Linked DNA regions of Homo sapiens: region 2 is linked to region 1. A link is an interaction called in ENCODE POLR2A ChIA-PET data of the cell type or tissue named here. Cell type or tissue: GM12878. All regions are shown on one strand.

Evidence for each region. ChIA-PET counts read pairs that join two places held together with the same protein. Peaks named below come from ENCODE experiments on the same cell type or tissue, not always from the same donor. Only the 100,000 strongest peaks of a DNase experiment are listed, where the experiment ranks them.
Region 2: POLR2A ChIA-PET joins it to region 1 with 5 read pairs; 3 of 35 experiments call an interaction of 5 or more read pairs at or near these places.

The regions. Positions count from the first base shown.
Region 1 is chr18:10,949,449-10,953,448 of GRCh38, forward strand. The region is part of intron 3 of PIEZO2 (piezo type mechanosensitive ion channel component 2); the gene reads right to left. Among named protein-coding and RNA genes, the nearest start is that of MIR6788, 190 kb to the left of the region's middle. RefSeq lists enhancers at 158-317, 2,550-2,699. In GM12878, no CTCF peak of the experiment used is centred here; DNase peaks (open chromatin) are centred at 363, 1,823, 2,023 and 2,673; H3K4me3 peaks cover 1,806 bases; H3K27ac peaks cover 4,000 bases.
Region 2 is chr18:10,886,915-10,890,914 of GRCh38, forward strand. The region is part of intron 4 of PIEZO2 (piezo type mechanosensitive ion channel component 2); the gene reads right to left. Among named protein-coding and RNA genes, the nearest start is that of MIR6788, 130 kb to the left of the region's middle. In GM12878, a CTCF peak has its summit at 2,910 (motif pointing left); no DNase peak of the experiment used is centred here; H3K27ac peaks cover 731 bases.

The DNA.
Region 1 (4,000 bases):
TTCTCTAGCCCAGGGGTGACAGGAGAGCTCCAAGAACCTGGATTCCCACTCTGTCTACAAGCACAAAGTGAGGTCAGGGTAAAAGTCAGCCATTCTGGCTCCCGGGTCCCATGCAGCAGCCCTGCACCACATTTTTCTATTCCATCTGGATAAACAATCTCAGAAGTGCATTGAATTGGTTGTGACACCAGCCACAATTGGTTGGAAAATTATTGCATTCATACAAGGCCAGCTTATGCAGAGTATCTAAGGGAAATGCAGAGAGAAGGTGTTTTCTTTCCAGACCCTCTAAGAAGTCATTATCAGATACTTCAAAACAGGAGGGAAAATCATTCAGGAGACTGACACACAGTTGTGGTCAAAGTGATGCCTCTCCTATTTCTCAACTTACATCCTCCACAATGACTGTCACTGATAACAAGACCGATAAGCAGAAGGCAGCCTCCTCTGGCTCAGAAGGCCTTCTAATAGTGTCCTTGAAAGACAGCAATACATTTCAAATACTTCACCAAAAAACACTGGGTGAATAAGATTGAGGCAGTAATGATGGTTTGTTTTAAATCTTATGAAAACAAAGAAAAACAATATTACTTTTAAAAAATGAATGAACCAGGTGTTGAACTCGATTTACATTTGGTAAGAGTTTCTAAAAATGTTGGCAGTACCCTATATATTTTAATGAGGGTTAATATTGAAAATAAATTATGAATTATAGTTTAACTCCAGCCAAGGGGTTAGCATAGATAAGCCCACTTTTTTCATTTGCAAATTAGTATGCTCTATGTAACGAGACGGGGGAAAGTCAATAGATAATCACCAGTCGTCACATCACTTAAAAACTTGAGTGTCTGCTGTGTGCCAGGCACGAGGCTTAAAGCTGAAGGTAAGAAAGAAATAAGCCTCTCTGAAATAGTTCACAATCTAGTGGAAGAGGGAGACTCAAAAACACAACAAAACACATGCTTGAAGGACAGAATGGAAGACAAGGACTGAACAAAATCTACACTCGCAAAAACTAAGGCATGATACTTTGTCATTTCACTGTGATATCTGATCACCGGGTGAATATTACTTGTGTCTTTGGTTATTTCTTCCAACTAGGGAACGAGAAAAGTAAGTTATTGTATATGTGGCTTTATCTATTTCCAGTATTCTGATAACACCCAACTTTGTGTCTCTAAGATTTCTTTTCTAAACCATAGATCCATTTACACACACATTGATCTCAGGATTTCAAACACAAACCTGTCAAACATTTTCCCTTCCCCTTCCTCCTCTTCCCTCTTCTGTACCAAATCCGAGCTTCCTCGTACCGGCCTTACACTGTTTAAACGGTATCTTCATCCACTGAGTTAGCTTCTGTCTCCCATTCCTCAACATGGAATTAGACAATAAGCCTCGCTGATTTTACTCCCAAAATATTTCTTGAAGCAGTCTCCTTTTCTAAAATCGCTCTGCAATTGCCTTAGTTTGGATTCTCATTGTTTTTCACCCAACAGTCTGTGAAAGTCGATCATACAAATTGGGTCATTCTTGTTATACCCAACTGAAACAGCTGAGAAGCTGGGGGAAAAAAACACTCAGGGCACACAACATTGCTCCAAAAATGTAATTCTCTGCAAGTCCAGGTGCTGAAACTACCTGCTGTAACCCGAAACTGGTTTTATCTAATATTTGCTGCAACCACCTGCTGCAATTCTATGACTAATTTTACCCACTGCTGTCAGTAACCAATCAGAGCTTTCCAGCTTTCCAAAACTTTACTAATACCAAAGAACTTTCTCACAAGACAATACATAACATTTCCCTTCTTTATAAAACCTTCTCTTTGTTTCTCAGACATACCAAAGACCATCTGGTCTGTGACTCTTCCCCGAATTGCAATTCTTGTATCCCAAATGAAATCTGACGATTAAGTTGAGGGATTCATCTCTACATATTTTATTTAACTTTGACAAGTCTCTGACCTGTCTTTCTGCCTCCAATGCCCAAATCCCTTCTCACACACATGCATATCCACACCCCAACACGTATGTGCACAAAAATTCACACCGTTGCCAGATAATGTTTCTAAAACGTCATCTGCTGTGTTGCCACCACTACTTAAAACCCTCAGTGGCTCCCTTCCACCTATAGGTTAAATTCTAAACTCCTATAAATGATATCTAAGACTTTCCAAGTTCTTGGATTACTTTCCAAGGTCCACCCCTGGAGGAGAACTTTAATCATTCTTTTGGGAACCACTTCTTTTTATCTCATATTTATCTCTGTACCAGCTTCATCATATGTTATTACAGGACTTGTTGATAAGTCTACCTGTCACCCTTGATTCTGAATTCCCCAAGGGCAGTGGACTGTAGCTTACTTATCTATCATTCCCTGGAGCTAGAACACTTTGGGGACAAGAGTGTGCCAAAATATTCAAGTAATATTTGCCAAATTAATGAATGATTATGAGATATGAAACAGGAAAATGCTATGAAGAATTTATCACTGCCAAATATTATACATAATTATAACTGTACTTTGTCAAGTATAGGGCTTCTTATATTGTGAAACTGTCTCTGAAACATTATCTGATTTGGCCTCCACAATAGCTCTTGGGGAAAGTCATCATGATCTTGAGAACCTGTGGCTGCTTAGTGGTACAGCAAAACCAGAATCTACTGCTCTGATCTCTCTACTCTTCAGTAGAGCCCCCAAAACAAACAGTGAAACAGTGAGAGGAAAATTCCAATGTGTTACCACTGTGGTCGCTGGCTCTTTTTAAATCATTTTTTTTCTTATTAGATTATAAGTTACACAGAGTAAAATTTTTGCATGTATAATTTCTCAATTTCTTACAAATCCATACAGTCATTTAACTACCACTACTGTCAAAATGTAAAGTTCCATCAGCCCACCAAATTCTCCATGGTCATTGTAGTCAGCCACTCCCCTGATCCTCCACCCCATGGTGAGCAATGATGCACTTTCTACCCTTACAGTTTCACTAATTATTGTAAATATAATCATATAGTATGTAGCATTCTGATACTGTCTGAATTCACTTAACATAATGCTGAATTGAGATGCTCTTGCATGTACCCATAGTTTGTTGCTTTCTATTGTTGACCTGTGTAGTCCATCCAGGGACCAAGTTTGCTGAAAGACATTGAAGTTGCTTCCAGTTGGGGCAATGACGAATAAACCTGCTTTAAACATTTGCTTAAAATTTTAAAGTCAAATTTTCACTTCACCGGAGGAAATATCACCCAGTGGGATTCCTGGACTGAATAGTAAGTATATGGTCAAATTTATAATATGTTGGAAGATTATTTTTCAAAGTGTCTATATAATTGTACATTCCCGCCAGAAATGTATTTGAATTCCAAGTGTTCTACATCTCCATATTTCCTCAGCATTTGGAATGCCTTCCCTTCCTTCCTTCCTTCCTTTCATCCCTCCCTCCATCCCTCCCTCCCTCCTTCCTTCCTTCTTTTTTTCATTCTAAGAAGTATATAGTAGTCATCTCCGGTTTTTAACTTGCACTTACCTAATGACTGTGATGTTAAACATCTTTTAATGTGTTTATTCATCATCTGTATATCTTCTTTGGTAAAGTGTCTATTCAAAAATTTTGCCCATTAAAAAAAATGAGATGTTTCCTTAGTATTGAGTTTTAAGAGTTCTTCATAAATACTGGATACAAGTCCTTAATCAGATATATAGTTTGTAAATACTTTATTCCAATTTGTGGCTTGCCTTTTTATTGTATTAACACTGGATTTTGAAGAGCAGAAGTTCTTCATTTTGATGAAGTGTAATTTATCAGTTTTTTCTCTTATGAGTTGTGATTTTGATGTTGTATTTAAGAAAACTTTGCCCTTCCCTAACCCAAGATTACAAACATTTTCTCCTATATTTTTTGCAAGAGTTTTATGGTTTCAATCTTTGCATTTAGGTTTATGATTTGTTTTGAGTTAATTAATTTTTGTATATGGAGCAAATTAAGAATTTA
Region 2 (4,000 bases), 63 kb before region 1:
GAACCACGGTGCTGGCATTTGCTTGGTGTCTAGGGAGTCCTCAGAAAGTTTTCAATCGTGGCAGAAGGTAAAAGGGGAAACAGGCACATCACAGGCCCAGAGCAGGAGCAAGAGAGACGGAGAGTTGTGGGAGAGTGGGGAGGTGACACACTTTTTTTTTTTTTTTTTTTTTTGAGACAGAGTCTCGCTGTGTTGACCAGACTGGAGTGCAGTGGTGGAATCTCGGCTCACTGCAACCTCCGCCTCCTGGGTTCAAGCGATCCTCCTGCCTCAGTCTCCTGATTAGCTGGGACTACAGGTGTGCACTAGCACACCTGGCTAATTTTTTGTATTTTTAGTAGAGACAGGATTTCACCTTGTTAGCCACAATGGTCTCAATCTCCTGACCTCGTGATCCGCCCACCTCAGCCTCCCAAAGTTCTGGGATTACAGGAGTGAGCCACCGCTCCTGGCCGACACACATTTTTAAATGACCAGATCTACTGAGAACTTGCTATCACAAAGACAGCACCAAGCCACGGAGAGATCCAGCCCTATGACCCAAACACCTCCCACCAGGCTCCACCTCCAGCATTGGGGATTACAATTCAACATGAGATTTGGGTGGGGACAAATACCCAAACCATATCAACCACCATACAATCTTCCCAAACAGGAAACCAGCATTGACACAACACTGCCATCCAATGTGCAGTCCATTCACATTTTGCCACACATACTCACAGCATTTTGTACTTGTTTGTGCCTGGGATCCCATTGGGAAGCATGTGTTGCATTCAGTTTTTTGTGTCTCACTAGTCTCCTTCATTCTGGGACAACTCCTCAGTCTTTCTTTGTCTTTCATGCCTTTGACAATCTGAATGAGTACCGTCTTTCATTATGGAGGATGATCCTCAACCTGGCTCATGAATTCTTGCAAAACATACACAGACATGGTGCTGTACTGCTCTCAGTTCAACACACTGGGAGGCACAAGTCCCCAGCTCATCCCACCGTGATCACCTAGTCGAATTGGCGTGCACCAGCTTTGTCTGCTGGGTCATCATGTTTACTTTGTATGTGATTTGAACTTTGTAAGGATATATTCTGAAATTGCATCAATGTCCTCTGCCTTATCAAGCTTCCACCCACCAACTTTAGCAGACATTAATGACTCCTGCCTGTATTAACTGTCATGATGGCTGCCTAATGGTGGTCATTGATGCCCCTAAATATGAATTGGTATTTGGCTGCAAGTAAGCACTTGCAAGTAAGCACTTCCTCTTACCTCCAATAAATCAATTTCTTAGCTAAGTAATATCAGTGTGGATGCATGAACTTCTCTTTTATTAGATAGACTGTATTTGAAACTACAATTCTGATGCTGAAATTGCCCCTGAGTTGTGAGGGCCCCTCCACGCTGGCTCCTGGGAAATGTCCTTGTCATTCACTGTGCATTCTTCTACTTTCTGACACAGTAAGGTTTTTAGGCCTGTCTTCTACTTTCTCTGCTCCAAGCCTTTCTACTCTCTGGGCTCCATTCCTTCAGAAAGCCCTATTTTCTTTTTGTGCACCCTGGTATTCAGAGCTGGGCACTTGGAGTAGCATTGTTACGGGGGCGACATTGCTTCTGGGTCCTCTTATTTGACAGAGTCCTTTGCATATATTTCCACACACACGCATATGCCTTTACAACTATTTCCATATCTTCTTGTGTATCTGTGTTTTTAAAACCCACGTGTTCATTCTGGTACTTTCAACTTGAGTTTAACTGCTCAGGATTCTTTCTAGCCTCTGCTTTGTAAATCTTTGCTCTGATAGTGACAAACATGGCTCCCATTATCCTTAATATATTTAGTTAAGTTCCCCATCAGTGATTTGTTTAATGTAACTAATTCCCAATCCATAGCAACTGCCACATCCAGCTGTCACTTCTGCAACCCCCGAGACAGAGCCACTTTCTCATACAGGGTACACTTCCACCAACACCTCCATGCAACCCCTCTCCCTCAACAACCCAGTTTTTCAGAAACCTAGCATGCTGCTACAGCCAACAGTTCAAGGGGTCATTTCATGATCCTAATGTGCACACTTTGTGGATACCAAAATCTCAATTCTTGATGGGAAAAGGAAGGAAGGAAAAATGGAAAGGCAAGGAATGATGAAAAGGCAGTTTATTGATTCTTGGTAAAAAGAGGCTGAAAGAGAAGAGATGGAGAAGAGAGAGGAGGACAGACACAGGTCCACCCAGGTGTGCACAGGTACTTCCGTCACCTGCCATCTTCTAGGTTTCAAATTCGGCTTTCATCCTTCCCCAAGTACTATCAGTTTTTTCCCCTTTCTGTAACTTGACTGTTGAATAAACTACCACTGAGCAAATGTTCAAGATAAGGAAAATAGCAGCAACTTAATCTGAACTGCTGCCTATTTAGTAGAAGTAAGAGTGTTCTTGTTAAGCTACCTTGAGAAATCTTTGGATTTTGATAATGAATTATTTTAAGGCTTTTGGACACAATGGTTGACCCTGAAAACTATAAAGTGTGACTCTAATGTCTTTATTTGCAGATTCGGGAAATTAATCATGAGTATTTAGACTATGTTTTTGGAAGATGACGGTTAAGGGCATTTAGAATAATAATCTGCATTTTACAGTAACCTCATAGGTGCTGGGTTGTTCTTTATCAACTTGGTCAAGCTGAGGATTGTCCCCAAAATCCCAACATTTCGTGGCTCTGAATTAGAAATGGCCAAAGAGACATCTACCTGTGTGTGACCTGGAAGGTACAGGTGAAGCAGGACAACTGTTTCTGAAGCTCTTTACACAGTGGATGACAGACTAACAAGGAGGTGTCAGGTAGGGTCCCTCATCCTCATTCTCCTCCCTAAGAGCTGCCCAGGGGACCACAGCAGCCCCAGGTCCACTGCCAGATGCTTGGCTGCCACCCCGTGGATGTGTTAGCCACATAGAAGAAAGAGCTCCCAAGGACCTTTCCAGGGGCTCCCCATCGGGGTCCCACTTTAACTGCTGACGTCTCAGGTTGACTGGTTAGTCACCATGTCTCTGTCTTTCCTCTTGGACCTTGGCTCCCCCAGCACTGTCCATAATTATACACAGCCTAATTCCTGAGATAAATTCTTTATCCCATAACAGAGCAAATCTGCTCCCCCATCAAACTCCAACTGACCAGCTCCTACTGTGATGCTTTAATTGGCTAGCAAAGCTCTTGTGAAGTACTGCAAAATGGAAAGCCAGTAAAATCTTGTGTGTTTAAACTACAGCCCATACAGGGGAAGCCAGTGATTTACTCCTATTTAGTGAGGACACAGTCTCAGGGTCTCCATTTGCTTGAACTAAAGTGTGAGGATTATGAATGTAATCCACAGTACACATTTCTAAGGCAGAGCAGGCCTCATTTGTCAATGTGGCTGAGTCTGCAAGTGCCATGAAATATAGCATTTGCCATTTTTTTCAGGGAACAGCTTAGAGTAAGCAGCTATAACAAGAATGTATTAGTCTGTTCTCACGCTGCTAATAAAGACATACCCAATACTGGGTTTATAAAGGAAAGAGGTTTAATTTACTTACAGTTCAGCATGGCTGGGGAGGCCTCAGGAAACTTAAAATCATGGCAGAAGAAGAAGCAAACACATCCTTCTTCACATGGAGGCAGCAAGAGACGTGCAGTGTGAAGTGGGGGAAAATCCCCTTAGAAAACCATCAGATCTCATGAGAACTCACTCGTTATCACGAGAACAGCATGGAGGTAACTGCCCCAATGATTCAATTACCTCCCACCAGGTTCTTCCCATGACACATGGGGATTATGGGAACTACGGCTCAAGATGAGATCTGGGTGGTGACACAGCCAAATCATATCAAGGAATAAACTTCTAATTCGCTTCTGAGCTTACCATCCCTCCTGCTGAGCACTGGTGTTTAGCCTGGTGTTTTTCCAAATGCAGGTCATGAATAATTAGCATATTATAAAATAAACTTAGTGGGAATCAACCAGTACTTTAT